Linked DNA regions of Homo sapiens: regions 1, 3, 4, 5 and 6 are each linked to region 2. The links are chromatin loops, found by intact Hi-C in ENCODE. Cell type or tissue: OCI-LY7. All regions are shown on one strand. Links, peaks and the distances in the headings refer to the core of each region. The heading gives the core; the rest is flanking DNA.

Evidence for each region. A loop is a pair of places that touch in the nucleus more often than their neighbours do. Peaks named below come from ENCODE experiments on the same cell type or tissue, not always from the same donor. Only the 100,000 strongest peaks of a DNase experiment are listed, where the experiment ranks them.
Region 1: a loop joins it to region 2, with 4 times the contacts of the local background. A loop is called at or near these places in 2 of 110 quality-filtered maps.
Region 3: a loop joins it to region 2, with 7 times the contacts of the local background. A loop is called at or near these places in 8 of 110 quality-filtered maps.
Region 4: a loop joins it to region 2, with 5 times the contacts of the local background. A loop is called at or near these places in 23 of 110 quality-filtered maps.
Region 5: it touches region 2 in a loop (2.4-fold over the local background); 2 of 110 quality-filtered maps call a loop at or near these places.
Region 6: a loop joins it to region 2, with 5 times the contacts of the local background. A loop is called at or near these places in 97 of 110 quality-filtered maps.

What each region holds. Positions count from the first base shown.
Region 1 is chr6:132,666,890-132,672,189 of GRCh38, forward strand. No RefSeq gene overlaps it. Among named protein-coding and RNA genes, the nearest start is that of TAAR1, 10 kb to the left of the region's middle. In OCI-LY7, for the core only: CTCF peaks have their summits at 2,934 (motif pointing right) and 3,166; a DNase peak (open chromatin) is centred at 2,952; H3K4me3 peaks cover 449 bases.
Region 2 is chr6:132,276,601-132,281,900 of GRCh38, forward strand. No RefSeq gene overlaps it. Among named protein-coding and RNA genes, the nearest start is that of MOXD1, 120 kb to the right of the region's middle. In OCI-LY7, for the core only: CTCF peaks have their summits at 3,195 and 3,408; DNase peaks (open chromatin) are centred at 3,101 and 3,361; H3K4me3 peaks cover 371 bases; H3K27ac peaks cover 283 bases.
Region 3 is chr6:132,390,488-132,395,787 of GRCh38, forward strand. The region is part of intron 1 of MOXD1 (monooxygenase DBH like 1); the gene reads right to left. Among named protein-coding and RNA genes, the nearest start is that of MOXD1, 8.3 kb to the right of the region's middle. In OCI-LY7, for the core only: a CTCF peak has its summit at 2,501 (motif pointing left); a DNase peak (open chromatin) is centred at 2,504.
Region 4 is chr6:131,921,521-131,926,820 of GRCh38, forward strand. All of the region lies in intron 2 of CCN2-AS1 (CCN2 antisense RNA 1), which reads left to right. Among named protein-coding and RNA genes, the nearest start is that of CCN2-AS1, 22 kb to the left of the region's middle. In OCI-LY7, for the core only: CTCF peaks have their summits at 2,039 (motif pointing right), 2,254, 3,534 (motif pointing right) and 3,739; DNase peaks (open chromatin) are centred at 2,061 and 3,531.
Region 5 is chr6:132,754,964-132,760,263 of GRCh38, forward strand. VNN2 (vanin 2) reads right to left here and starts at 2,941. Exons shown (of 7, transcript NM_004665.6): 1 at 2,708-2,941; 2 at 2,453-2,583; 3 at 880-1,072. The coding sequence starts at 2,920. RefSeq lists an enhancer at 5,288-5,300. In OCI-LY7, for the core only: no CTCF peak of the experiment used is centred there; a DNase peak (open chromatin) is centred at 2,888; H3K4me3 peaks cover 4,046 bases; H3K27ac peaks cover 3,920 bases.
Region 6 is chr6:132,482,003-132,487,302 of GRCh38, forward strand. The region is part of intron 2 of STX7 (syntaxin 7); the gene reads right to left. Among named protein-coding and RNA genes, the nearest start is that of STX7, 28 kb to the right of the region's middle. In OCI-LY7, for the core only: CTCF peaks have their summits at 2,344 (motif pointing left) and 2,549; DNase peaks (open chromatin) are centred at 2,339 and 2,829; H3K4me3 peaks cover 2,114 bases; H3K27ac peaks cover 2,954 bases.

The sequences.
Region 1 (5,300 bases), core at 61-5,060, 390 kb after region 2:
ATCAGTCTCAGGAGATTAAGGAGTTTGGTGCCCTATAAGTGAAGAGGTTGGTTCCATTACGGGGACTGAATATCAACTAAGGTGTACTTAAAATGCTCTGACTGTTAAAGAGGTACTGAAAGCAGGTGCACAGGCCGGTGTGTAACTGGCACAAATATTGACTGTTTTCCATCATAATAGAAGAAAAGTAGCAAAATCAGCCAGCACTATTAAAAAATCAAATCCTTTCAGGTGATGATAAATTGTGAAATGCATAACCAAGGAGTAAAATGTTTACTTTTATATTTATAGGGGTTTTGTTTATTACACAAACTAAGAATCAGCAATTTCTAGAAAATAAATATCTTAAGCTTTGTAGGCCACAGATCTGTGGCAGCTACTCAACTTTGCCATTGTAATATGAACGAAGTCATAGTCAATAGTAAATGAGTGAGTGCAGTTGTGTTCCAAAAAAACATTATGTACAACAAATAGTTTACTGACCCCTGATATAGACTATAGAAGAGATACTATGAGAACTTCCTACCATTAATCAAAGCAAGAAGATGGGAATTCAAAGCCATTTTCCTGGTAAGATTCTTCTGTCCATTCCACTAAAAATACAAAAGATAACTAAAGTAAAAATATAATTTGCAATATTAAAAAAATCAGTTGACTGAGGCAAAAATAAGGAAAAGGATATCAGTCTTTACAATTGCATTAGATGCTTACATTTAAGCTTAGCTATTTTCTGCTGGCATAAAAAGAAAACAGTCTTATCTCCACAAAACACTGTATATAAACTTCTTTATAAGCTTACCCGGGATGTAATTGGTTATTTCTTGGAAACTGTTCCAGAAGTGTTTCAGGCTTCAGAATTCTGTTATGAGGGTCCTTCCTCTTTCCTGTTCATCCCTCAATTTTTTACAGTAAAGTTAGTGAAGATTTTGTCTGACCTCCTTCCACCTCCCCTTTCTTCAGATGCTCTCTTCTTTTCATTTGAGAGTCCATCTTTTCAGGAATACAGTTGTCAGGGGCCCCAACTTTTCAGCAGCAAAATGAATATGACCATGGCTAGAGATGTTCACCATTAAAAGTACACAGGCAAATCATAAGGTCTTCCATACATAAAGAAATGTCTCCACATGTGGAATTTGGGGCTGGCAGGAGAAAGGTCTTGATACAAACAATGTGGCTTAAATCCCCTGAAATCACATTGGCATAGACCTGGCTTTGTCCAGAACTGAGTGCTTCCTGGCATGGGACGTGGGATATGGTCAGTTGTGCAGTTCTATTCCTATTGTGTATAAAGATGATCCAACAGAACTATCATGGCTTTCTAAAAAGTATTCTGTAAGCAGATAAATTCCCTTTACTCTGATTTTAAAATAATTTTTAGCAAGTAATTTATAAGTAATATTAGGTTTCCCAAGCAGTTTTATATCATGAAGGTACTGCTGTTCTGAAATAAGTATATCCGACTGGCTTAGTAGTAAGCAATCAATCACTTACGGAGTGCTTACTGGATATCTGGTCCTGTATTGCATTTTCAAATTTAATCCTCTTGCCAATACCAAGAGTCTGGAAACATTAATCCCATTTTTGTTAAAGAGACTGATGCTCAAGGAAGCTAAGGAATTTGGTGATTATACACAGGCCTATCTCCAAAGTTCTATCTCCTTGTGCTGCTATTTTATTTCTCCCATGTGTGTAAATGACTAGACTCATTCTGGTTTAGAAATCATCTTTGGTGAGTTCTGTTAAAAGTGGCTCAGTCTCACTCCTGTAATCCCAGCACTTTGGGAGGCCGAGGCGGGCAGATCACGGGGTCAAGAGATCAAGACCATCCTGGCCAACATGGTGAAACCCGGTCTCTACTGAAAATACAAAAATTAGCTGGGTGTGGTGGTGCATGCCTGTAGTCCCAGCTACTCAGGAGGCTGAGGCAGGGAGAGTCGTTTGAACATGGGAGGCGGAGGTTGCAGTGAGCCGAGATCTCACCACTACATTCCAGTCTGGGTGACAGAGCAAGACTCTGCCTGAAAAAAAAAAATGGCTCAGTTTCCAATAGTCTGATCATATCTGATGGAATTTAGAGAAATGATTTTCTGAACTTAAAGTATTGAGAACCAGAACTGAAATAGATTCCCTATGTAAGACAACTTTATATCACTCTATTCCTGACTACAAAGGGTAGTAAATAATATATTTCCTTAAAGATTAAGCTACAATGCAGTTCAGCATTAATAATTATTATGATAACTAGAGAGTGTATAAATACAGAACATGACAATAATGTCTTCTACTAACATTGCAAAAGATATGAAGCCATTTCTGGGTTAGGAATCAAACAGCAACTGAATTGGTTCACTGTGTAGAGAACTTCATGTAGATCCCTACATTTTAGATAAAATATTATAACGGGGCACGTCTATCTAAATATCTTAGCACATCAAGAGCATTTACATAAAAATATCTTAGTATATTTGGAATATTTCTGTATAAAAGGTTTATCACAGCCCCTGGAACTCAGTAGAAGCTCAGTAAATAATAGTTAAGGAAGCTAATAATAATATGGAGGTTAAAAAGCAAAGTGGTCCTCCAAAAATTGTGTTCAGTTCAGAGCCCTGAGGACAGACCAATTGTTAGCAGGTCTCATTCATCTCCCAAAACTCCTTTCAGAAAACAAGATGACTGATAAATAAACTCATCGTGATACCACCTACTCTGAATTATTGCAGAGTGGAGCGTTAGAGGATTGTCTATATATCCATTCGTTGGCCACCAGAAATGGAGGAGCATGTCAACAAGCCACTCAACTTATACATTTCAGGAAGAGTATTTTCTCATTCTGAACCATCCCTAAGAAACTACACCTTGAATGCTAATTTCTAATTGAACTTTGAATCTCTTACCCAGATATTATATTTACATGTACCTATAGAGGGCAGCCTTCTACAAATTTTTGTAAGACGTGGATTTTTATCCTTCCTCCTCTAGAAAGGAGTGACCCAGCATGAAACAACCTTTACCATTGCTTGGGAGAAACTAGAACAATTTACAATAGCGGATTTCCCACCATGTGTTATTCAGACCCTTGTTGTGCATCTTGGGAACTCTTGACGGCAGAGCCTGAACATACTGGGTGTGCAGGTGCAGCCTAAGCTTGGCAATTGTCAGTAATAAGAAAGTAACAAGTAACAAAGAAGAAGAATAAGCAAAAGGAAGAGAAGGAAGAGGGGAGGAAGGAAGAGGAGGGGAAAAGGAGAGGAGGAGGAGGGAGAGGAAACATGGAAAGAGAATGAGGAAGAGGAAGAGAAGGAGAAAAAGAAGGAAGGAAGGGGAGGAGGAAGAGCTTTGACTAACCCTGTACTAGTCTCTAGGCTGAGGGAATTACATGAAATCCCACGTTTATTCTCATAGCACCTCTAAATAATAGACGTTGTTTTTAACCATTACTTTACCAAAAAAAAAAAAAAAAAAAAGAGGAACTGAAAATTAAATCAGTTGCTACTAAGAAGCAGCTGTGGAATTTGATCCCAGATTTGTCTGAATCGGGTTCTAGCTCCTAACCACTACCAAGAATTTGCAAATAAAAATTAAATTAGGCTAGGTGCAGTGGCTTACACTTGTAATCCCTTCACTTTGGGAGGCCAAGTCCAGTGGATCGCTGGAGCCCAGGAGTTTGAGACCAGCCTAGGCAACATGGTGAAACCCTATCTCTACAAAAAAATACAAAAATTAGCTGTGTGTGGTGGTGTATGCCTATAGTCCCAGTTAGTTGGGAGGCTAAGGTGGGAGGATCACTTGAGCCCAAAAGGTCGAGGCTGCAGTGAGTCGTGTTCATACCACTGCACTCCAGCCTGGGTGACAGAGTCAGAACCTGTCTCAAAAAAAAAAAAAAAAATTAATTTAAATTAAAGAGTTTCCCATCTCTTTAGCTGATTTCTCCCACAGATCCTTAAAATACCTGGAGAGGGAAACTACATGAGGCTACTACATGAATGAGAACTTTACTTAACACCTGTCTATGAATGAATGGGTAGACTATTATTAATTAAATGCTAGGCAGATGAAACAACACAGTAACATTAATTTCAAATCATTTTCAAAATGGTGTTTGTAATTGTCTTAATCTATAAAAATAGTATAACATTTTATCAGCAGTTTCTGAAGATAACTTTCACATATTTATTTCCAGTAAAATTAAATTACAGGTGTGTATTTTAGGAAGTTATTGTCAGGCTATCAGATTTTATTTTCTTACCACAGTGCTTTTGTAATTGATCTCCACAACAACTAGTTTTCCAGTACTAGCTAGGTACACATGACAGCAGGCTTTTCAATTAATTTTTACTCATATTGAGATAACAAACCCTCTGTTAGTTCTATTTAATGGAGCAAAACAAAATTTTACCAAAAACAGGAAGAAAAAAAGTCAACTGGTTCAAAACCAGTTTCATTTAATCAACATCATAATCTAATAAAACAGAATTTCTAATTCTAATATTTTTAATATCTCCAAAGTTTATCCAGTCAACATGTCTAGAATGCATCTTGTCCAAATATTAACTATTTATCAGATAATCTACTACCATAGTGACACCTGGGCCCTATTTGCTTTGCCAGGAGTCCAAAGTTTCCAGAAAGTGTGGATGATTAAATAGCTTTTCATGCTGATAAGCACCTTTGCTGTATTTCTATAGCTGGACCACCAAACAGAACTAATTTCAAAATAGCAAGATTAAAAGAGCTCACTCTTCTGTTAACGTATTTTCATTGATCCCTTTAAATTTATTTTCCAAGCCAGAAAAATTCTCTTTCTTTATGTTGCCAGTCTTCTCCTAATGTCCCAAGAAAAATTCTTATTCTCCACACCACATCAACAGATATGATTAATTATGATCATTGTTCCACATATATAAGTTTAAATATTAATTGTGTACTTTCACCTTAACCCTCACACTGCATTGTATCAAGGTCTGTGCTATTAAAGCTACAAGATTGACTTTGAGGAATGTGGCATATCTCTCTTAGAAAGGTAAGGATGCAATATAAATTTGGCTTTAATAATTGTTAAGCAACAAATCAATATCCAAAACTTAAACGGGCTTGACATTTAAGTCAAGCACATAAGAACATTGAGTTCTTAAAGAAGCACAGGGTAGCATTCAGGTAGTTGCTAGTAAGAAAATACTAGCAACATAAAGTGGTAGAGAAAGCAGTAAGCATGAAGTTGAATGATTCTGGTTTAAGGATTTGATACACATAAGTTAGGAACTTTGAACGTGACACTCTGCTCTCTAATGTAGAATGGAGAA
Region 2 (5,300 bases), core at 122-5,121:
AGAGATATTTGGTTTGGAACAGAAAGCACCTGAAGATATTGTGTCTTGATCCAAATAACTTTTCAGCCTCTAGGATTTCCCCCGAACTCTTATTGGCATAATGGTTCATGCTGTCGGAGAAGAAATGTTGAAGATGGTGCAGTAGTGTCTGACTTGTGGGCTTCAGTGTCCAGACAAGAGAGCATCCTAGCAGAGACCCAAGAACATGGATCTAATGCTCAGATGGAACAGAGTCTAAATCCTCACTGAGTATTCTTTATTATTTTGGAGGAAGGAATAAAGAGAAATTTTCTAATCTCACTAAACTTCAGTGTTCTCATCTACAACATTAAAAATAATTGTACCTACCTCATAGGATGGTTATATAGTATAGTAAATGTCATGTAAATTAACCTCAATAAAGTCTGTCTCCTAGTTATTATCACAATGTATTAGTCTGTTCTCATGCTGCTAATAAAGACATACCCAAGACTGGGCAACTTATAAAGGAAAGAGGTTTAATGGACTCACACTTCCACATGGCTGGGGAGGCCTCACAATCATGGTGGAAGGCAAGGAGGAGCAAAGCCACGTCTTACGTGGCAGTAGGAAAAAGCTTGTGCAGGGGAACTCCCATTTATAAAACCATCAGAACTCATGAGACTTATTCATCACCATGAGAACAGTATGGGGGAAACTGCCCCCATGATTCAGTTATCTCCACCTGGCCCTGCCCTTGACACATGTGAATTATTACAATTCAAGGTGAGATTTGGGTGGGGACACAGCCAAACCCTATTGCATTATATCATTAGAATCTTTGTTATTATTATTCCAGATTCTCTGCCTGACTGGTATGTGACCTTTCACATCATACACTTGTATGTCTGGAAATTCCTTACAGACTTTTCAGGGTTGAAAGAGAAAATGGACGTGAAAAGTGTGGCCTTGGAAAACACTCACTGGGTAGAACTCCATTCCTTCCCCTGGCTTGCAGGACAGCCAATGTATTTCATTTTTTACTGTGCCTCATTGCTTCTTATATGGAGACATTGCTTTGACCAGACTATAAATCTTGAAAAACAGATTGAATATTTCCTCCCCTTGCTCTACCGTTCTCTAAGTACCTGGAATATGCTGAGCTTATAGGAGAGTATCAGATTCACTGCATGAAAGGAATAATGGAAAGTCAGGTATTAAACCTGACCAGTGTGGGAGAAAGTTTCAAACTACCATCTTTCTAGAACCTTCAAATTAAAACCAAAGAGAAAAACACATTAAGAAACTCTTGTCTGGCTTTGTGTCCCAGAAACAGGCACCATCTGTTCTGTGGAAAAGGGCAAATTTAACTCTTGGCATGCTTTATTCTTTCTGAATTAAAGTATTCTTTTTTGGGGGGCGGGGGGTGGCCTGTGGGGAGACAGTCTTGCTTTGTCACCCAGGTTGGAGTGCAGTGGCACAATCTCAGCTCACTGCAACCGCTGTCTCCCAGGTTCAAGTAATTCTCCTGCATCAGCCTCCCAAGTAGCTGGGACTACAGGCGTGCACCACTGTGCTCGGCTAATTTTTTGAATTTTTTTGGTAGAAACTGGGCACCATGTTGGCCAGGCTGGTCTCCAACTCCTGACCTCAGTTGATCCACCCAGCTCAGACTCCCAAACTTCCGGGATTACAGGTGTGAGACACCATGCATGGCCCTAAGTTAAATTATTCTTATGTGAGGTGTGCCTTAAATTCAACCTCAGAGTCCTCAACTTGAGGAAGCAAAATCCTATGGGTAATTTTTAACTGTTATTTTTAATTGGCATATAATAATTTTACATATTTATAGAGTATAGCGTGATATTTTGATACATGTATACAATGTGTAATGATAAAAATCAGGGTAATTAGCACTCCATCCCCTCAAATATTTATCATTTCTTTGTGTTGGGAACATTCAAAACCCTCTCTTCTAGCAATTTCCTATGTGTATTTTGTCTTGCAGAATCTGATCCTCCCAGAATTGGTCTGCCAGTTTCCAGGTCCTAAATAGCTCCCAGAACACTGCAGAATGGCTAACAGCAGTCCCCTAGTGTAGAAGTCAATGTCACCTACTTTGTTCTGAAGATTGTGTACTAAGGTAATTAAATGAAAAAGGAAACTTCTCATCTCTGGATGTCTTATGATCTCAAAATTCTACCTTATATAACTATTCAGAAGGCAGGAATAAGCGTCATAGGATGGCCATAACATGCAAACAATTTTATATTAGTTACATTTTCATTTATACTCTCTTTATTGTAAAAGTTGAGAAAATAACAAAATTAGCCATAGAAGTATATCTCCTTTGGGGAAAACTAAATTAACATGTAGTTTATTATTAGATAAATTCACTTTGTTGAACAATCTGATTCATTTTTTAAAAAATAAAATATAGTAGGTAGTTGTCTGCTTCTTTAGTCAGTAGTCAGTGCATTCCTGGAAAACAAGGGCTTTACCTTCTAGTGTAATAAACTTCCTTTAAGCATACTTAAAATATAGAAATTAATGTGCGCAGCTTTCATTGCCTAACCCATCTATTTCATGAGAAGGACCATATCTGAATTCTTGAAGACAGATAATATAATGCGAAGCTTCCTATTTATTTAAAAAATCAATGGTGCCAATGTGTTTCCATTATGCCAGACACTTGCCAAGCATTCAGTTTCTTGAGACTGAAAATTTTAATTTAGCAGCGTTTCTTACAAATGGACATGAATAATGAATTTGGGTGCATTTTATTGTTTGTTTAGTTGTTTCAGTTTGAAGTGAATAGAAATATGTGGCCATGTCACTTTTTTCAATATATTCCACGAATGTACACAAGACACTGTGAAGGAAACACTGTTTGGGTCCAAAAGCAATACTTCCTAACAAATTTCCTTTAAAAAGCTGTAGTAAGATAACATTTCTTGTCTTTATTATGTAATAATAATAGTAAATCCCATTAGTATTGCATTTGAGATTCCTATGCAGATCTTCAAATGTCCACCCAACCATATGGCAATATTGAAGTCCTTCTTTTAAGTCTTACTTTGGGTTGTTTTAGGAAAGAATTTACGACTCTCTTTGCAAAGTGCCAGATCTACCAGAAGAGGGCACTGTGCTCCTAATTCACTCCGAAAGAAGCAAACATTCTCACTTTGAGAAACAGCTCTGTGTCCTGTCTTATCCCAGAAGATTCCAGGGGCTGAAAAAGGAATGTTTACACCAAGCATCTATTGCATTTGGATGGAGATGAAACGGGGAAGTCGTAATGAGTTCAATAGTTCCAAAGGCAAGAAAACAAAGGTGACAACTATTTACTGGTTTGTCACCACTTCGAGTCATTTTTCGTCCATGCCACACGGTGGCGCCTCTTCATCAATTATAGCTGCGCTGCCGCAGGGAACCCGCAGACAACTTCGGTCCCAAAACCTGGAGTTGACAATCAGCACTGTCACTTTGAAAGTATATATATATATATATTTTACATAAGCAGAAGCTTTATGGAGAAATTTTGTAACAGCTTAGTTTTCTTTTTTTCCCTCTACTTATAAAAATTTTCTTCTTTTAGAGAATGTTTTCCTGTTAGAGATGATCAAGTGTTGGTTCAACGAAACAGAGAGCTATTTTCTTTGTATCTGGGGGATTTTCACCGGTCCCTGAGCAGAGTCTCCATTCAATGTAGAGAATTCTCAGCTGCACCTTGTCACTTGTTTCCACTACTAGGTTAAAATTCTCTCAGCAAAACTAAAGGAAAGCTTTATTTTAAGCAATCCATCCATAACAATCCACCTGTCCAAGCCATGAAAAAGATAAATTTTTAAGGAATATAATTGTATTACTCATGTTGCAGTTAGGTTTTCAATTATGAAGAGCTTAGCTGGATAATTTTCTAACTCATAATACTGGCTCTCAATTTGCATTTTGACTTGTACAGTCTCGTGAGCTTGAGACATTTCTGGGCTGTACTGCAGAAACTGGAGCCGCGGTCTCTCTTTGTCACATTAGAGTGCTGCACTTTCTAGAAAGACAAAAGAAGAGAGCAGCCTGGGCGTCAGTGGGCTTATGTAAGGAATGCATACTGATACGATGTCACAATAAAACTACTGATGAGGGCTGGGCGCGGTGGCTCATGACTGTAATCCCAGCGCTTTGGGAGGCCCAGGTGGGTGGATCACCTGACATCAAGAGTTCAAGACCAGCCTGGGCAACATGGCAAAACCCTGTCTCTACTAAAAATGCAGAAATTAGCCAGGCATGGTGGCATGCCCCTGTAATCCCAGCTACTTGGGAGGCTGAGGCAGGAGAATCACTTGAACCCGGGAGGCGGAGGTTGCAGTGAGCCGAGATTATGCCACTGCACTCCAGCCTGGACAACAAGAGTGAAACTCCATCTCAAAAACAAACAAACAAACAAACAAACAAAACAGACTACTGATGAGTATCTTTTTTTTTTTTTTGAGACGGAGTCTCACTCTGTTGCCCAGGCTGGAGTGCAGTGGTGCGATCTTGGCTCACTGCAAGCTCTGCCTCCTGGGTTCACGCCATTCTCCTGCCTCAGCCTCCCAAGTAACTGGGACTGCAGGTGCCTGCCACCATGCCCGGCTGATGAGTATCTTTAAAAACCCACCACATTGGTTAGTTAATCATTTGGGAATGCTCTAGGTTCATCCTCTACTCTCATGCTTCAATGGGTATGAGGTGGGGACTGGGAATATTTATTTTTACAAAATACGCCAGGTAATTCTCCCTCACTTCCAGGTTTTGGGGTCACTGAAATGGAAAATACGGTAAAAGAACAGATGAGAGATAAGAAGAACTTGAGTTAAACCTCTAACAGTGAGTATGGCAGGAAGCATTTAAGACACAGGGACAGATAGATTGTGAGGACTGGATAAATGAATGAAATCTATGATAATTCCAAGTTTATGGCTATGTGAATGAGAACACTGTGGTGCCAATTCACTAAAGCAGGAAATAGATAAGAACAAAGAATTATAGAGTAAGATGAGTTCTGTTGGGGATATAATACATTTGAAATGAATGCATAACTCCAAGTTGCTATGTCTAGTCCAGTTTGGAGGCCAGGAATTATCAAGATACAAATAATGTTGAACCCTCAGGAGAAAATGAAATGCTGAAGAGCACTGACATTTAAGCCTGGAAGCTGCTGAATTGCAAAAAACATATTTATGGCCAGCTCAGAATTGTTTAAGTTAAAAAATATATTGAAGCCTCTACTTGAGACTTGTATTCTCCCATTTGGCTAAGGATTCCTTTATTTCAAATTTTCTTAAAATCAACAAGAATGCTTG
Region 3 (5,300 bases), core at 167-5,166, 110 kb after region 2:
TTGCTTATTTATTTGTTTAATGCTACCCCCACCACCACAATACGGGCTCCGTGATACCAATGGTTTTATCTCATTCAATGTTGTGTCCCCAGCATCTCGAAGTGTTCAATAAACATTCAGTGAATATTCAGTAAATGAACATTCCAACATTCTGAGTACTTTCCTGAAACAGTCATATGACAGCCACAGACAATTTCCATGCTTTGTGACATGAAGGCCCACATTTATACACCTACAAAATGAGAGTAATAAGATATTGACCTCACAGGACTATCACGAGAATTGCATGAGAACACACTGTAAGGACTTATCACAAGGTATGGCATATGATGAATGAAAAATCATAAAAATCATATTATGGAAATGTGTCAGTGTGCCATTTATAGTGGAATAAAAGCAGTAAGAGAAATGCCATGATTTCATTTTATCAATTTGTTTAAAATGTATCTGATTATACATGTTCTTTCACTATTTAGGAGGAAAATTAACATATGTTTTTATGTAAGCTACAGTTTGCTTTCAGGAGAAGAAGAGTACCAAACTGGGACTCAGAGGAATAAATCCAGGCTGCTGATCTGTATGGCCCAATACGCCATTTAATAGTTACCTAAGGTTTAGTTTTCTCACCTGAAACATTGAGGGGAGAGGCAAGGAAGAGTAGGAGGTTTGAGGGGAATCAACCGAAATATGAGCTCTTAAGAGGCAGCGAGTAAATATGCAAAAATCAATATTTAGCTCATAAAAGAAAGAATGGCGTCAAGATTTTCTCACAATGTTTGGCTAAATTAGATGAATAAGATAGACCTTCATAATAAATTAAATCTGATCTATACATTATTTGTATGATACTCAGATATACAATCCCTAGCTTACAGTTAATAAAAATTATCCATTTGAAATTATTTTTGCAGACATTTTTGCGTATATGCTATATGGTGTCCTTATGAACAGCTTTTTTTTTCTACTGAAATTTAACAAGTTAAAAAGAAATAGATTTAGAAGAAGCTTCCTGGAGAAATGTTTTTCCTGTTTAAAAGTTCTTTACCAGTTTTTTTTAAGTTACAATAAAAAGCATTGTGAGTCATCCATACGCAGTTTTTTTGTATTACGTATGGATCAAATACTTCCAGAAACATGACAATGTGTAATGAATTCATCCCCTTCACCAGTAACTTTATTTTAATATGGCTCTATTACAAATGAAAAATCAATAAACCACCATTCAGTTTCTTTGAAGTAGACTCTTGCCTCTCCTTCCAACACTCTAGAAATATGCCATTGGTTGCCTAAAGCCTTGAACTTCGTTTGTCAATTCAGGTGCATTGTTTCCTTGGCTGTTAGGTCTGCCTGTTTCCTCAGGCTAATTATGAAATCATCTGCTCCGCCAGGAAGAAGCACACAGCTGAAGAGCATCATCCTGTGTTCCAGCATTACTGTGGAGCATGTGTCCTTATTACTAATGCACAAAGCACGACACTTGGAGAAGTCTCTTCGTTGCCTGGAAATTGGGGGGCATAATCTGAAGACTTATAAATATCTCTTAACAAAGCACCAGCTGAGCTGTGTCAGGGTTGCACACTCTCTTCATCTCTCCCTTACAGCCTTTCAATTTGCTTTCCAAACATTTCTTTGTCGCCGTTGGCTGGGGTGTGCTTAAAAGAAGCACATCGTTAACCACAAAGAATGCTCACTGTTTTCTGTGATTTCAAATCAGTTCCAAGCACTTCCTCAGCAAGTGGCCCGGCAGCAATTACCCTGCTGCTGAAGACACTTCGCATCACAGGCCTCAGTTTTTGAGACAAGCAAGCAAGGCTGTAAGAAATGATAACATATGTTTCAGCCTCCATTCACCAGCGATTTATACCCCCATAAGAAGGGTGAATCAATTTTCATGCAAATTCAACAGGCATATTCAACAACGTTGCTCTCTTCTCTAATTCACACAAACTCAGCATTCATCGGCTGCATTACTTGCCTCAAATGGGCACTCACAGTTGCTAAATGATTCGGGCGGGGGTGGAGTTGCTCTGTGTCAAAAAGGGGCAAAGAACAAGGAAAGGACATGAATCCATCAGGGCAATGAGAGCTGAACTGATTCACTGAGACAAAATAGTGAGGTTTTGAAAAGCCAGTGCAAAAGGAGATGGCTTCCCACCTCACCCTGACACTTCTGTGAAAGATGGTGTAGAAACTGACCTCGGCAGCATTCAAGGGAAATGTTTCCACAAGCATGAGCTGCTCCAGAACAATTTATCCAATAGATTATGTTGAGATAGGCTTCACTTTACAACCACATTTCTCTCTTTTCTTTCCCATCTTGATCATACCTGTTAATATCCTCTTTGCGGAAATATCTCCAGAAGGAGTCAAAAAGGTTAAAATGGGCAGCGCAAATTTCCATATGCCAGGTCCCTGGATATAGTTTTAAAGGGCCTGTGGCCTTAAGTAAAATCTGATTTCTTAACTCCACAGGTCTGCAGGTAAATGTCACACTGCCCTCTGGAGGTAGTCTCATTGGATCTAACCCTGAATTAATGATTGCCAGCTACTGAAAAATATATGGTTGCTGAATTTCAGAAGTCTTTTTCTAGGGTGGAGAGGGTATAGAATAGGAGGACAGTTGAAAAATTACCAACTGCTTCCAACTCCTTGTGAGTGGAGTGAGTGTGTGTGTGTGTGTGTCAGACAGAGAAGGGGGTGGGAAAAGGAAAGGAGAATAAGTAAAGATTGCCCCCAATTTCAGTAGTGCCAACAGAGAAAGGATGCATGTAGACAGGAAGCTTCAAGATGGCTGACTAAATGCATCTGGTACTCACCTTTTCCAGAGAGAGGAGCTAAAATAGCAATTAGATAATCACATTTTGAATAGATCATCTGAGAGAGAATACTGGAATTCAACAGAGAAGTGATGGGAAGCACTGAAAGCAAGGAAGGAGAGGGAAGCAAGGAAGCCAGCTTAGCTGGGATCAGCTGGGAGCCCGGAGAGGCTCCTTAATGTGAGGAAAGGGTAAGTGAGAGACACCAAGTGGTCCACATTCCTGCCACAGAATTCTACAATGCTAGCCATAGGAGAGCCCCTGGACTCTCATGGGCCCTGAGACTCACAGAGAACTGCCTAGAGATCACATAATGGCATTGTTCTAGACAGGGAGCTCATGCTGAGTCCTACAAACCCCCAAGTCCTAAGCAGCTGCAGCACTGTGCCATTATGAAAGCCCCGCCCCTGCCAGAATGTGTTCTGCCTGGGGGCCCAAGAGCCCCTGCACCTCCATATCCCTGGAGCCCAACTGACACTCATCACCCACAGACACCACTGTTGGGCTGAGGCAGGAGCCACTGGAAGTGACCTTGCCACCCCAACAAAAAGGCAGCTATACATTTTCATGTGCCATCTGCAGGACTGAGGACCAGCTTGCCCAGTTCATCATGGACATCACCAACACCAGCACTGACCACTTGGGTTCCAGAAAGTTGTCCCACCACAGCTACTGCCATTGCCACAGCATACCTGCTACCCAGAAGCATGATAACCTGCCCATCCTCCTGACCCACCATGATATTCCCAGCACCTGGAGAGGCTAATGCTCAACCCACTGCTGCCACCACTGAGGCCCAAAGACTGGCCCACCTAATGTCCTAGTTCCCAGCAAAACTTCACCACAACCTCCACTAATAATCACACCCTAAACCACTGAGGAAATCACAGACACCACTGACACTGTTTACAGCTGGAAAAATTACACAGAGACTATACAACCACCCACACCTAGAGTCAAGGCCAAAGTGCCCTACCCAGCCAACACCGTAGATAAATCTTCAAGAAATGTCATCCCCTATGAAAGCAAATTCAAAAAACTGGAGCAACTGTTATATCAGATGCACAAATGATCAATGTAAGGACACAAGAAGCATGAAAAAATAAGGAAATATGGTATCTCCAAAGGCACACCATAATTATCCAGCAACAGATTCTCATCAAAAAGAAATTTAAGAAATACCCCCCAAAAAAGAATTCAAAATATTGATTTTAAAGAAGCTCAGTAAGACACAACAGAATACTGAAAAATAATGCAAAGAAACCAGAAAAGCAATTCAGGAAATAAATGAGAAATTTACCAAAGAGATAGATGTCATAAAAAAAGAGACCAAACAGAAATTCTACAACTGAAGAATTCATTGAATTAAATAAAAAATACATTCTAAAGTTTCAACAACAGACTAGATGAAGCAAAAGAATCTCAGAACTTGAAGAGAGGTATTTTGAAATAACTCAGACAAAAATAAATTAAAAGGATAAAAAAAGAATGAGCAAAGCCTATATAACATCATAAAGTGACCAAGTATTTGAATTTAGGATCTGAGAAGGTGAAGAGAAAATGAAGGAGTTAGAAAACCTATTTAACAAAACAATAGATAAAAACTTCCCAAGTCTTGCAAAAAACTTTAGATATCCAGAAACAAGAGGCTCAAAGTTCTCCATATAGATACAATTCAAAAAGTTCTTCTGCTCAGCACATTATAGTCAAAATATCAGAGGTGAAAGACACAGAGAAAACTCAAAAAAGCAAGAGAAAAGCATCAAGTCACTTATAAAGGTACGTCTGTCAGACTAGACTAACAGCAGAAACCTTATAGACTAGGAAAGAATGGGCTGATATATTCAAGATGCTGAAAGGAAAAAAAACTGCCAACCAAGGATACCATACCCAGAAAAGTTATTCTTTATAAAATGAAAGAGAAATGAAGTCTTTCCCAGACAAGCAAAAGCTGAGGGAATTTATCACCACTAGACCAGATCTATAAGAAATGCCAAGGGAGTCCTACACCCAAAAGTGAAAGAACAATATCTAATATCATTAAAACACATGAAATATAAAAACTACTAGAGCAAACATACAAAGAAGGAAAAGACTAGAAGGTTACCACTACAGAAAAACCACAAAACCACAATAATAAAAAATAAGAGAGTAAGAAAGGAACAGAGGATACACAAAACAACTAGAAATCAGTTAATAAAATAAGAAGAATAAGCTCTCACATATCAATAATAACCCGGAATGTAAACAAATTAAAACTTTCACTTAAAAATACAGACTGGCTGAATGGGTTAAAAAACATGACCTGACTATACACTGCTTACCATACTCATCTCACCTGTAAAGCCATATACTAACTGAAATTAAAGGATGGGAAAAGAACTTCCATGCAAACAAAAATCAAAAGTGAGCATGAGTGGCTATGCTTATATCAGGTGAAACATACCTTAAGTATAAAACACTAAAAAGTGACAAAGAATGTCA
Region 4 (5,300 bases), core at 53-5,052, 360 kb before region 2:
AGTTGTTTGAAACAACATGAATGAAACTGGAGATCATTATATTATATGAAATAAGTCAGGCACAGAAAGACAAACATTGCATGTTTTCATTTATTTGTGGGATCTAAAAATCAAAACAATTGAACTAATGAACATAGAGAGTAGAAGAATGGCTAGCAGAGGCTGGGAATGGTAGTGGGGGGCTGGCGGGGAGGTGGAGATGGTTAATGGGTACAAAAAATAGAAAGAATGAATAAGACCTACTATATGATAGCATAATAGGGTAACTATAGTCAATAATAACTTAATTGTATGTTTTAAAATAGCTTAAAGAGTGTAATTGGATGATTTGTAACTCAATAGATAAATGCTTAAGGGGATGGATAACCCATTCTCCATTCTGCACTTAGTTACCATTGAATGCCTGTACCAAAACATCTCATGTACCTCATCAATATATACACCTACTATGTACCCATAAAAATTAAAAATCAGGTGAGCGCCTTCTATGTGTCAAGAACAGTCACAGGTGCTGGTGAGGGCAGGGAGGGAAGACAAATAGATAAATATGTGTGTCGATTTTTTTTTTCTTTTTAGTGCTTTGGGTAAAGTAAATTGTTTTCATTTGTCTGAGAAGATTGACAAAGAAAGAGAGAAAAATAAACACACTTTTCTAATAGGAAGAGAACACTAAATATGACAATGAAGCTTTCCCATGGAGCCTGGACATGGCCTCAGAACATTCTCAACACAGAGCTCAGGAGAGCCACTAGCAGTCATTTCCACTTGCATGGAGTGGAGACCTATTCCTTATCCCATCCCCATCCCTAACTGATGTTCTGCTCCTCCTTTCTGTTAACTTGTGGGTTGTGGTCTATTATTCTTGCTTTTGTATCCCAACATTCTCTCATGGATGATCATTTTAAATTATGTTTTGTAATTTTGAATTGCGAACTCATCTTAGACTTCATCTGTAGAAATCCTCTACAACCTGACTTGGAACTATGCCCCTCTGAAGAGGTTTCCAGTTTGCTTCAGTCAGATACCCGAGATATTTGTATATTGGGACTAACTATTAATCTCCTGGCTTGGGGGTTCTCAGACCATATAGGTAGTACTGTTTCAAACCTCAAGGAGTTTTATGGGAAGACTCACAGATATAAATGGTGAGGAAAATTGTTTTCCTATCCAAACAGATCAAACTGTTTCTCCTTGTGCTAGTGAGTGGATTTTTTCTAACCCACCCCTTCAATGAAGTTTTGGTTCAGTAAGTGTTCTGGCTTTATTGGGGGATGGTCATGGGGTGATGGTTGTAGTTTCAGCTTCATCAGCTGGGTTCAGCGTTTTACATTCTGTGCTCATATGGGTGCTAAAACTGCAGACTTTTGGTTACTGGGACTGGAAACTCTCCTCCCTTCCAAGGTGGCCTCCGTGTTATTTGGCACTCATAGTTTTAAATTTATTATTATTTGAAGGCCCTGTAGAATTCCTCTTTTTTCTTGAGAGCTCAACAATGCATTTAAAATAATGTTGGCTATATTTTACCCACAATTTCTAGGTTTGTAGTGGGAGAATGTTCAGTTTATCTACAGCTCAGAAACATAAATCCATCTAGCAAATTCTTAACACCTGAGGTTATTCATTCAAGTAGTCCTTAGCACCCATAGATATATTTAACAACAGAGTAGGACCAGTGACAGCTGCTCCTTCTCTCATTATTGGAGCCCTTTACAGATCTAGATACAGAAGACTGAGTCCTGCTTGACTCTCCCACAGCAGAAACAAATATTATATTACACACATGACCCATATTACTGATTTTTAATATACAAATCTGGTCACAATTTTTCTGTGTAATTTAAAAAAATCCAGATGCCTGGATTTTATTCTTTATGCAAGAATCCAGTGTCTCTCTTTTGAGGTCTTACTTTCTCCCCCAAATTATTGAAGAATTCCTCAGGATTATTCAATATAAAGGGAGTTGGTCCTCTTCCAAGCCCCAGACAGAGAGCATTGGAGTCAGCTGTCCCTCAGTGCAGCTATCTAAGTCATTGCCACAAGGTGTCGCTGTTGGACATGGGTCTTGCTAGGTTCAGAGGCCAGTTTGCAACTGCAATTTCATCCGTGCTGGTACTCTCATTTGTAAAATAAGGTTACAGTCTTCAGTTCACTCCAGGTTTTTAGCAATTGTATTCTGAAGCTATGGGAGAGTAGCTGGTCCTGAGGGCCTTTTTAGCCTTAGCTAATGGTGTGCCAAACCACTTCTTTCTCACTTAGGTTTTCCTGCTCTCTTGCATTGCATTAGTGTTTAGACTGCATATAAAGAATATTATGCTTCCACATTATTTTGATTTCTCACTTAATACTGATAAAGTATTAACTCTCATGGATACAGTGCCCTGCTATCTCATAATTTTTTGATCCTCAAAACTCACTCTGTGCAGGCAGCACCGAACCCCAGAGAGAGGCAATGACCTTCCCAGGGGATTTCTACAAATTAATAGAAAAACTGGAACTCCACTGCCCACTGCAGCACCACCATGTCTTTCGGACAGTACCTCTTGCCACATGGTAAGCAGTTTGAGGTAAAAATCAAATATCTTCTATACAGCTGCACATACCCTTGCTCCTCTAAGTGGAATTCACCTCACTCATGGTCTGCTCTGAATCCTAGCAGTTGCAAACACAACACCAGTGGTTCTCAAATGTAGTGCTGGGACCAGGAGTATCAGCATCACCAGGAAATTTGTTAGAAATGCAAATTTTCAGATCCCACCTCAGACCTACAGAGTCAAAAACTCTGAGGATGGAGACCACCAATCTTTGTTTTAACAAATCCTATGCCAAGGATTCTGATGACTTGGGAAGCCCTGTCATAAAACAATATTTCATCTATTAGGTGCTCCAGATACAGTGCTTATGGATATAAAGTTTTAAAGGCCTACAAAAATGTTTGTAAAGTTTTGTCTCCAAATCACAAAAGAAAATTACTAAAGTGTAAATCAAGACTAATGGACTGACAACAGTGGCTCGCATCTATAATCCCAGCACTTTGGGAGGCTGAGGCTTGAGGATTGCTTGAGGCCAGGAGTTTGAGACCAGTCCAGGGCAACATAGCAAGACCCTGTCTCAACCAAAAAAAAAAAAAAAAATTAGCCAGGCATGATGGTATGTGACTGTAGTCCTAGCTAGTTCAGAGGCTGAGGCAGGAGGATAGCTTAAGCCCAGAAATTTGGTGCTGTGGTGACCTATGATCATGCTATTGCACTCCAGTCTGGGTGGCAGGATGAGACCTTTCTCCCTAAAACAAACAAAAAATAAATATTTTATTAACTATCTAAACCATAACAGAATAATATGTCAAATTATTCAGCTAATCTGAATTCTTAGAATTATCTATGTATATAATATGTTTAAAGCCTCCAAAAGGGACTTGTTTTGTCATTTGGTTCTTAAATGTAGAGATTCAACTACTCATATGGCATCTCTGCAGCTGAAGGTTAAAAATCTGGGAATGACAGTTGTCAATTTCTAGAGACGTCTTCAGATGGCCACACGATGTCAGTGTAATACAAAAGAAAGAGCAAATGACTCTATTGCAGTGGACTTCCATTGCAATGTCTTTTGAAACAAAATCATTAGGGGCAAGCGAAATGAGGGGGAAAAAAACCCAAACTGTATATAATCCTATTAGTCTTTTATGGCAGGGTGTCATGTTTTATTTTTATTTTCTTCCTATCTCTGCTCTTTTACCTGTGTGTTCTCCAGTGTAGCTGGGTTAGATGTTTAAGTAACATAAAGGGGAAAAGAAAAGAGAAAGAATTTTACTTAGCACTTATATATGAGCTACTATGTACCTAGCACAAAATAAATGCTTCAAAGGATCCAATGAATGAAATACTAAATGTTGATATTTACGTTGACATACAGTGCATTTATTACTGCTTCCTTTTAAGATGGGGAAAGGTTTAGGAAGGTTAAATTACATTCTAAGATCACACAACTGGTAAATGTGAATCCAGGATTTAAATGCAGGTTGTTGAAACACTAGAAACCTCTAATTTTTTCCCAAAACCATGTTGCATCTCTGAGAAGTAGTGTTGATGATGAATATTGTCTCTAGACAATTTTTAGTGTGCAAGGAGTATTGGTGCCATTAACTATTCCTTTGGGATCTGAAAACTTGTGAAATAATTTAGCCTTTTTGTGCCAGTATATTCAATATATCAAATACAGTATATTTCCATCTAAGAATAATTATTCTTTAAGTATGAGGAGTACAGATTTGCTATAGTTGAGCTGAAATTCAAAAGTTGACATTTAAGGAAAAATTTTCTTATTAGAGAATCTATTTTGAGACTTTATTACTCCCTGTTCTCTTACAAGACTTTAAGTACAGCAAGTCTCATCAATCTGTTTTGTATTGGTTGCTTAGAGGCAGTCTGTGGGTGCTGTATGGTTTGTCAACTATATAGTCACCTCCTAAAAATGGTATTATTGCTTGAGCATAAGCCTGAATGACAGAATAGCCCACAAAAGCTATTGACAGATGATTGTCTCTTATTGTTACTACAACTAGGGCAGATGTAATATGAAAAGTTTAGCTCTTAAATACTCCTTTCATCCAAGTCTGTACTTAGATTCTTGGAAACACATCTCATTGCATGGTCCAGGGCTCCCCTACCTGCTACCTCTCTGCTCTGCCCTCAGTATTTTAGGAGGTGTTCTAATTAAGGAATGGAGGTCCAACACAAATAATTTGCTCAGCAGTAAGTTCATGCTGGCAAATAAGGATCTCTCATTCATTTTAGTCTTTGCAAGGTTGTAGATGATTATCTATTGCTATGGCAAGATGTTCTTGACATATTGAGAAGTGGAAAAAATGGTTATCAAATAGTTTGTACAGTATTTAACCATTAAAATTATATTTATTGAACAATTTAAATGGATATACACACCAACATGTAATAGTGTAGTACTGTTCAATAGGAATGCATGAGTCAGGCTGGGCGTGGTGGCTCATGCCTGTAATCCCAGCACTTGGGGAGGCCAAGACAGGCAGATCACCTGAGGTCAAGAGTTCAAGACCAGCCTGGCCAACATGGTGAAACTCCATCTCTACTAAAAACACAAAATAAATTAGCTGGGTGTGGTGGCAGGCACCTGTAATCCCAGCTACTCAGGAGGCTGAGGCAGGAGAATGGCTTGAACCCGGGAGGTGGAGGTTGTGGTGAGCCGATATCACACCGTTGTACTCCAGTCTGGGCAGCAAGAACAAAACTCTGTCTTAAAAAAAAAAAAAAAAAAGAAGAAATACATGA
Region 5 (5,300 bases), core at 171-5,170, 480 kb after region 2:
AAGAGTTCAAAGACAGCCTGGGCAATGTAGTGAGACTCTGTTTCCAAAAAAATATTTAAAAATTAGCATGGTGGCACATGCCTACAGTCTCAGCTACTTGGGAGGCTGAGGCAGGAGGATCACTAGAGCCCAGGAGTTTGAGGTTAACAGTGAGCCATGATGGCTCCACTGCACTCCAGCCTGGGCAACAGTGAGACCCTGTCTCTAAAAAAATATAAAATTATTGAAACAGTGCCCAGATTATAGTCACCTTAGTATCTTTTTTTATGTTAAAATTATTTGTTTTATATGTGCAAAAAGTTTATCTCAATCCTGGACCATCATGCTACTTTTTTTTTTTTTTAACAGTTCTCTGCCTACATGTTTTTCTGAGTAGTTTTTTACAACGTGTCATTTTCTTTTTTCTTTTTCTTTTTTTTCTTTTTTTTTTTTTGAGAGTCTCCCTCTGTCACCCAGGCTGGAGTGCAGTGACACAATCTCGGCTCACTGCAGCCTCCACCTCCTGGGTTCAAGCAAGTCTCCTGCTTCAGCTCCCACATAGCTGGGACTACAGGCATGTGCCATCACGCCCCGCTAATTTTTGTATTTTTTAGTAGAGACGGGGTTTCACAATGTTGGCCAGACTGGTCTCAAATTCCTGGCCTCAAGTGATCCACCTGCCTCAGCCTCCCAAAGTGCTGGGCTTACAGGCATAAGCCTCCACGCCCAGCCAAAAGTGTCATTTTCTTTATTGCCCACTTTCAAAAAACAAAAAACAAAACAAAACAAAAAAACCCTCTAGTAATATTGTATCATATAGGGAATGAAATTCAAACTCCTAAACCCAGCATTGACCACTCACAACACGCTCCATTTTACACGTCCGTCACTCTCTCTTACCTTATGGTAACGTGCCACGAGTTTTCCTTCTGTATTATACACCACATTGGTATTGTATTGAAAGTAGCCATTAGGAGGACATGTGGAGTCACGGGAATTACATGGCTTTTTGTCCCCCAAATTTGCCAAGACATAGATAGAGTTGTCCTTGGCCAGGCAGCTGAGTCTTGCTTGTACTGGTGTGTGACCAAATCTAAACCAAATTATAATTAAGAAATTTCAATTTTAAAAAAATATTTTAGTCACTTTATATGGAAACGATAGCAACTGTAACCACTTAAGTGGAACTTAAGTTAATACAAAAACTATGCCTAAAAATATCATACTTTAAAAGCCACAGATGATTATACACTTGATGAATGCTTCCCACACGGTATCTATTGCTCCAGAAATTCATTATTCGGTCTCCTGCCTCATCAAGGGTCTCCTCTCTACTGAAACATCCCATCAGCAATGAAATATCCTCTAGTACCTCCCATCTTTAAAAAATAAAATTAAAACCTCTTTTGACCTTTCCAAACATGCCCTTCCAAATATTGCTTTAATCCTCATCTCTCTCTTAAAGCAAAACTCCTCAAAAGATCAGTCCCTCTTGCTGTTGCCAGTTCCTCCTCTCCCATTCCCTTTCAGAGCACTCCAACTTGTATCTCTATCACCCAAACTCTTACTAATGCCAGCAGTGACCCCCACATTTTACCTGATCTCATCTTAACTTTTCAACAGCAGTTGGCACAGTTAATTACACCTCCTTCTGGAAACACCTCACTTCTCTATTGGACCCACCCTCTCATTTTCCTATTTATTGGTTGCTCTTCTTCGACTCTTCTGCTGATTCCTCGTTTTCTTCCGAGTCTAAACACTAGAATTTCCTAGTGCTCAAGCCTTATACCTAAACTCTTCTCTAACTCACTCCACAGGTGAACTCATCATGGTGTTTAACACCATCTATATGCTGACATTTGATTTTCTATCTCCAGATATAATTTTGTCTTTTCATGCCAGACTTGTCCATGCAACTGCCACGTTGACACCTCCAGGATGACAGTAGGACCCAGATTTTTAATATATATTAGAAGGTTTCTAGATAACCTTTTCCCAGGAAAATTAGATTTGTGAGCCTAGGAAAATGCAGTTTCAAAGCATAAGGTCTTATGATTCACTTGAAAATACATGGTGAAGTCTTTCTGCCTAAGAAGCAACTCTGGAATGGAGAGACTCTATAACATTGAAAGGGTGTCCCTTCAGCAGAGGCTTTGGAATGTATTCCTAACACAATCCACTGTCTACTTCAGAAATTAAGTTACTACTTGTATCTATGAGATCTCTTCCCTTAGTTTTTCTTGCAGGAATACCCTATTTACACATTTTCTCAAAATTTAATAAAGATTTTCAATCACAAAAGATTGTTAAATAGTATCTAAGTACAATTTTTTAAAATCTGACAAATGTTGAGATAAATATAACCATAACATATACCACATATATGGTAATTCAAGAGCAATCATTTTGCTTTGGTGAACGTGCGCATTTTAGAGAGTTACTTTTGCACAAAAGACTAAGATAGTTAAAATACCTGTGGGGGTCTTGACACGGAATCCAGTTCACCTGAGGGTCTGGGATATCCTCCAGATAAGGGAAAACAGTTTCCCTGGTAAATTTCCATCCATAAAGTGCATCTTCTGGAGTCACAATGATTCGAGCACCCTGTTCAAAACAAGCAAAATAAAAATGATTTTTCCATGTACAACACAGACAATTCAGCTCTCTCGTCTTCCACCAGCTCCCATGCCCCTCGTGTACATTATGATTAACAGAAATAAGAGAATACCTGCTCAGCTGCCTGCTTGATCGCTGTCTCCAGAATGTCTATATTCTCGTTCATGAGATTCAAGGCATCCTCCTGAGAAACTGGTGTTTCTGTTTTATTTGGCAAAATGACAGCATGTTCATACACTGCAGCTATAAAACTGTCCTGAGTACCAACCTGCAGGGTTATTAGGGCAAAAACTGCCACAGAGATTGGAAAAGAGGAAGTGACCATGGCCAAGGTTTAGTGATTTCTGAAAGCAAAAATAACATTCATGTAGTATTTACAGAGGGGAGAATGTTTGCATAACATGTGGCTGCCAGTTACTGGCCTTTTACTTTATCATCATTTTTCTTCTTCTTCTTCTTCTTCTTCTTCTTCTTCTTCTTCTTTTTTTTTTTTTTTTTTTTTTTTGAGGCGGAGTTTGCTCTGTCACCCAGGCTGGAATGCAGTGGCGCAAGCTCAGCTCACTACAACTTCCACCTCCCAGGTTCAAGCGATTGTCCTTCTTCAGTCTCTGAAACAGCTAGGACTACAGGTGCGCGCCACCACGTCCAGCTAATTTTTGTATTTTTAGTAGAGATGGGGTTTCACAATATTGGCCAGGCTGGTCTCAAACTCCTGATCTTGTGATCCATCCACCTCAGCCTCTCAAAGTGCTGGGATTACAGGCGTGAGCCACTGCACTTGGCCTACTTTATAATCTTAAGAACGCAATATATCTGACCACTTTTAAAGAAAGAAAAGTTGCAGTCCATTTAAGACAATCAGAAAGTATTACAGGGATTGAACAGCATGTACTATTAGTACTAAGATTTAATATTGAATTTCCAAAAGACACCCGAATTCAAATATAGAACAATTCCAGCTTTTGTTAATAGAAACTCATAACTAACTCTCGTGTAAAAAAATCACATCCCAACAAATATCTCATTTATTAAATTTAAAAATTGACAACAATTTTTTTGGTTCTGTTGAGTCACTTACATTGTGTTTATTTTTAGACGGGGGGGAAAATATTAAATACTTACTACTAAGAAAATGTAACACAGGACAATATTGATAACAAAATTTACCCAAATCTACACTCTGACTTACTTATTGCTATTAAGGACTGAAAACATGTGCTCCAGAAAAGCAGGATTTTGTGTCTGGTTTGTTCACTGCTGTATAGTTAGTGCCTACAGCAACAATACCCCGAGGCACCTAGGCCAGAGGAGGAATCTCAGCTCAGGGGCCCCAGGCCTCAGGATACTCCGCTTCTTTCCTTCTTTCTCTCTTTCACCCTTCCCTCCCCATCCTCCCCCTACTTCTCCTTCTCCTCCTACTCCTTCTCCTCCTTCTTTTTCCTCCCTCCCCACCCCCTGCTTTGGAGGAAGATGCCAGGGAAGGGGAAGAGTCCAGGATTGGTGATAAAGATCATCTGTGTTGTAATAAGGAGAAGATGTAACTTACATTTTTGTTAGCAGCAAATAACAACAATGAGTTTAAAAACAATGCTAACAGGCCAGGTGCAGTGGCTCATGCCTGTAATCCTAGCACTTTGGGAGGCCGAGGCAGGCAGATCACCTGAGGTCAGGAGTTCAAGACCAGCCTGGCCAACATAGTGGAACCCCCCATCTCTACCAAAAACACAAAAAGTAGCTGGTCGTGGTGGTGGGCGCCTGTAATCCCAGCTACTCGGGAGGCTGAGGCAGGAGAATCGCTGGAACCCAGGAGGCAGAGGCTGCAGTGAGCTGAGATCACACCATTGCGCTCCAGGCTGGGCGACAGAGCGAAACTCCGTCTCAAAAAAAAAAAAAAAAAAAAAAACAATAATAACAACAAATACAGGATGTGATCTCAGATGCCTTCTTAGGACATTCATATTCTCCCTTCCCCAGGCCCAATCCTGCCAAATAAAGGATTTGTTTTATTTTTATCCAGCCCTTTGGTAAAAGTCACGGAAATGCTTTTAGACAGCATAGAAGAGTAGGTACGATTAAACAAAGTTTATTCTGTGCTTTCCTTCTTACTGAGATAAATGTTTTGTTAAGAATGGGGCCTAGGGGCTATAAATAAGATCTGCTCATATTTTCTGCTTTGAATAGAAGTTTCTATTAAAGGAATAACTTTTCTTATCTCTATAGAGCAGAAAACTAAAAATAATTCAGGAAAAATGGTCAAGCCCTTTTGTGGAAAATGTAAAGGGATAGATATTTTTATGAATTTTTAGCAGATTGTATAATAGACTGTTAGTATATAACCATACTATCTAGTGTATAATTAGTAAATTAGCATAGGTGATTGGTATATAATAGATTATGAGTGCTGTTAGAGTTTAGAAATCATGTAACCCAAATGCCCACTTATTACAGGATAGGAATCTGAGGCATAGAGAGCTAGAGCGACAGAGCAGGATGTTCGCTTCTCATTCCTGATTCCAGAGTCTTTCCTTTATACCTAAAACAGCACATGTGTCTGTGCTCTCTTTTAATGTCTGCAACTGAGTGTCTGAACACTCGTGTCTTTTGGGGTTTTTTTGTTTTTTGTTTTTTTGTTTTGAGACAGAGTCTTGCTCTATTGCTCAGGCTGGAGTGCAGTGGTATGATCATGGCTCACTTCAGCCTCCACC
Region 6 (5,300 bases), core at 118-5,117, 210 kb after region 2:
TTCTTGAAGGCAAGGCCTAAGTTTTATTCATTTTGGTTTTTCCAGAATTTATCATATTGTTGACCCTCAATGAATAGTTTTATGAGTGAACCATAAAAAGAATACTGGGAAGATCAAAACGTACGTAAGAAATAATATATATTTCTAAAACATACAGCATAAATAAATGGAGAGTTAAGAAAGGTAGTTATGCCCATTTATTATTCATTCATTGATTCACTCGACAAACATTTACTGGGCATCTGCTACGTACCAGGCACAGCGAGAGGGCTTCTGAACGTGAACATTAATTTGGTTGCATTCCTTTAAATTGAGCAGGTCTACACTTGAGGATCAATTAAAGGCATCATCTGATCAGGTGATAAAGGGCTTATAGGAACATAAATCTGAAACTACTAAATCAAATTTGGAAAAAATATTATACGGTATTAGTTCAATCCTATTTTATAAACAAAGAAGTTGAGAACCAGACAGAATAACTTGTTCCAAAAACTATAGCTATTTAGTACAAGAGCTAGGGTTAGAATGTAGATTTCTTGGTTTTCAAAAAACTTTTTTCAATGTGCTAAAAGGACTGAAAGTAAAAGATGTTAAAACACATTATTTCATAATCCAGGTGTGTGACAGTTGACAAAGCAAACAAAGAAAAAATAAGTGTGTCTAGATTGAAGAAGTAATTTGAAGGAGTTGAATTGAGATGTTAGATGTTTCCAGCAGTGCTCAAAGTAAGTTTAGGTCTGGCAGTGGATCACAAGGATCCTTCTTCCCAGCTGAAAGTGATCAAGGAAGAAACGCCTGCTCTTTCTCTGGGTTTTATGAACTGCCAAGATTCCACAGACTTGATTTTATATACTACTAGCATTAGCCTCCTACACCAGGGTCAACAAATTATGGCCCGTAGAGCCTGAAACCTGGTTTTGTACAGACTTCCAAGCTAAGAACTGTTGCTACAGTTTTAAAGGGTTAACAAAAAAGAAAAAAAAAAAGAAAATGAAAGAAAGTCTAAAAGAATCTGCCCTTTACAGGGAAAGTTGGCCAGTCTTTGTCCTCAGTTATTAAAAATTACTAAAACCTTGTATTTAAAAACTCAACTTGGCATGTTATTTGAATGTACTGTCATCCTTCACTATCCCTAGAGGATTGGTTCCATGCCTCCCTCCATCCACCTCCCAAAGACAACAAAATCTGCAGATGCTCAAGTTTCTAATATAAAATGGCATAGTATTTGCATATAACCTATGCACATCCTCCTGGAAATCACCTCTACACAACTTACAATACCTAATATATAATAAATGCTATGTAAATTGTTATAGTGTACTGTGTTTTATTTTTAAAATTTTTCTGAATATTTTTGTTCCATGGTTAGTTGAATCCATGCAGAATCCATGGAAAAGGAGGGCCTACTGCAGTCACTGCATTAAGTCTATCTAGTAAAATATTTAACAATGTCACAAAATTTCCATTGAACATGCATGTACACTGAGTTGAAGTTCTTTGATTCTCAGAATATGCTATTCACCCATCATAGGTGCTGGCTTGAGTACCTCATTTTCATCTGCTGCTCTTATACTAATTTAGAAACAAAACACTTTTTCATTGTTTTGGATGAGCATTTTTATAGCATATTTGCTGCAAAAATATTGTTAGCACTCTATCATGTTATTACTCTCTGGTTTTTGGCCATCTCCTAAGTTCTTCCCCTTCTAGAAGGTATGGATAGTAGGATATGTGGTTCACAGGATCTTCTGCGACACCCCAATTGACCATGTTCAAAAATGCTTGAGAAAAATAAGCTTAGAGAAAGGGAGATAAGAGGTTTCTAGTCAGATGACAAGCAGTATGGTGATCTGGAAAAATAAATAATCCTCCTACTTTCTCCCAAGTCCAGTCTGTAGGATTTCACTTCATTATCTAGCCTTAGGTGCTATGAATTTATAGGACAGTCATCTTCTATTTTGATTGGCATAGGTCCAATTAAAGAAAAAAACTCATGAAACAAGCCGCAGTCTTTCCAACCATAAAAAGAATTAAGAATAAACAGTTTCTTGAAGAAAAGTTCATCTAATGCATACAGGTAGGATTAAATCAACATGTGTCTCTACGAGAATACAAAGAAAAAATTATTTTTGCATTATCTACAATTTTGAACTATCTGTACCACTACTCACTTCCACAGACGTGACTTCAAAGAGTATGTTACATTTTTCATAACAGAAAAATAATACCATTTCCTACACATCCGAAAAAGATGCACTACTGGGTCATCAAAAACAAAACAGTGTCCCGTTTCTGGCTCTTCTACAGCAATGAAGATCCATTCTGTTCCACGTGGGTCTGCTGCCATCTAGTGGATTATTTAAGAAAAAAGCTTTACAGTAAAGAATAGTTTGTCATAAAATTGTAGGCTGAATTTGGTATCAGGGGCTATTAATACATAATGTTACCACCCGTCAGACTTCACCAGCAAATGGATGCTGTCTGACAAATGAGACTGGCCAGGCTGTGGCGGCATGGCAGATCAACCTAACACACACACAGAGTACCTTTAAAGAACTGTCTCCAAATAACTAAGAATAGCTATCTTCTCTTTTAGCAGAAAACATCTGTTTTCAACGTAAAATAACCAACTTGTAACAGCCAAACATAGAAAAAAAAATAATGGTTAGTAAAATCCCTGGACAGGTGATTTTGAGATTCCAACACAGACTCAGCCACATCACACTGAGGAAGAAGTACAATTGAAGGCTGACCAGCAAGTAGAGTTGGAGCCAGACAGCCTGATATCTCACTTCTTCCTGGCTGCTGACCCTGGGCAATTTACCTAATGTCTCCAAGCTATAATTGCTTCAACAGTGAGAAAGCACCTATTTCTCAGCTGTCATAAACTTTAACCGAGAACAATATAGGTAGGCACCGTGTACTGGATATAGTAAGCGCTCAACAGAGTCTGTTGTTCTCTTGAAGGTCAGAAATGAATAATAGGAATATTCTTATTAACGTTTTTTATTTAAATGCCACTTTATTGAGGTACAACTGACAAAGCGCATAAACTATAGTTTTACAAGTTTGGACATATGTGTACATCTGTAAAACCATCATCACACTTAAGACAGTTATTAGATTCTTCACCCTCAAAAGTTTCCTTGTTGTAGTTTGCAATTTCCTCCCTCCTGCATATCTGTTCCTTCCCCCCTCCATCACCAAGCAATCACTAATATGCTTTCTGTTGCTTTCTGTATTTTGCATTTTCTAAAGTTTTATATAAATGTAATCACAGAGTATTTATTCGTTTTTGAAAAAGGATGGTGTCTGGCTTAAGTTAGCCTAATTATTTTATGATTCATCCATGCTGTGTATATCAATAGTGCATTCCTTTTATTGCTGAGTATTCCACTGTATGATACAACACTATTGATGGACATTTGTGTTGTTTCCCGTTTTTGTCCATTACAAATAAAGCTCCTATAAGTATATGCCCTACAAGTCTTTGTATGGGCATATATTTAATTTTTGTGTGTGGATAAATAGAAGTAGAACGGCTGGATAGTATGACAGGTGTTACATTTAGCTTTCTTAAATCAGTCAAACTATTTTACAAAGTGATGCCACTTTACACTTCCACCTGCAGTGTATGAAAACTTCTGTTCCTCTACATCCTCTCCAGCACTTGGTATGCTCCGTCTTTTAAATTTTGCCAAATAGGTTAATAGTGGTATCCGTGCTTTTAATTTGTATTTTCCTAATAACTAATGATGTTGAACATCTTTTTATGTCCTATTTGTCATCTGTATATCTTCTTTGTTGAAGTGTCTGTTCAAATAACAATATTGTCTTCTGATCCATGATCAAGGTATATCTTCCCAATTATATAAGCTTTCTTTAATTTCAGCAATATTTTGTACTGTTCAGTGTTCAAGTGTTTCACTTATATTGCCTTCTAAGTATTTCATAATGTTTGATGTTATTGTAAATGCCAGCTTTTTAAATTTCAAATTTTTATTTTGATTGCTCATTGCCAGTATAGAGAAATACAATTTATTTTTGTACATTGATCAGATACTTACTAAATTGACTTTTTTATTCTAGCAGGCTTTTTTAAATTGTAGATTCCATCAGATTTTCTACATAGACATTTATGTCTGTGAATACAAATGGTTTTAATTCTTTTTTTCCTAATGTGAAGTCCTTTTATTTGTTTATATTATCCATCTGCACTAGATGGATCCTCTAGTACAATTCTGAATAGAAGTGGTGAGGGCAAGACATCCCTGTCTTGTTCCTGATCTTATAAAGGAAAGCATTCTGTCTTTCACCATTAAGTGTGACACTCTGTAAGTTTTCATAGATGATCTTTTGTCAGGTTAAAGAGCTCACTTCTACTCCTAGTTTACTGAGAATTTTTGTTAGGAATGGAAGTAGAATTTGTCAAATGCTTTTTCTGCATCTATTGAGATGATTATATAGGTTTTCTTTTTAAGTTTGTTAACATAATGAACAATATTTATTGCTCTTTCAGTATTAAACCAACCCTGAATTCCTGGGATATACTCCACTTGTTACATCCTTTTAAAATATTGGTGATTTGATTAGTTAAATTTTGTTTAAATTTTCTGCATTTATGTCATGAGATGAAATGGATGTGTAGTGTTTTTTTCTGGGTTTTTTTTTTTTTTTTTTGAGACAGAGTCTTGCTCTGTCATGCCCAGCCTGGAGTGCAGTGGCGTGACCTCAGCTTACTGGAACCTCCTGCTGCCAGTTCAAGCGATTCTCCTGCCTCAGTCTCCCAAGTAGCTGGGATTACAGGTGCCCGCCACCATGCCCAGCTAATTTTTTGTACTTTTAGTAGAGACAGAGTTTCACCATATTGGCCAGGCTTGTCTTGAACTCCCGACATCAGGTGATTCGCCAGCCTCAGCCTCCCAAAGTGCTGGGATTACAGGCATGAACCACTGCACCCAGCCTAGTAGTGTTCTCTTCTTTTACTGTCTTTATCTGGTTTCAATATAAGGATTATGCTGACCTGCTAAAACGAATTCTTCAATTTTTTGGAACAGTTTGTGTACAATTAGTTAAATATTTGATAGATTACATTAGTGAAGATATTTGAGTCTGGTTCTTTGTGAGAAGGTTTTAAGTTGTAATTTCAATTTCTTGATATAGAGCTAGGCAGGTTACTGACTTCTTTTTGAGTGAACTTTGATAATTTGTGTCTATCAAGGAATTTATCCATTTCATCTAAGATGTCAACTTTATTGTCATAAAGTTGTTTATAATACTCTCTTAATTGCAGCCATAAA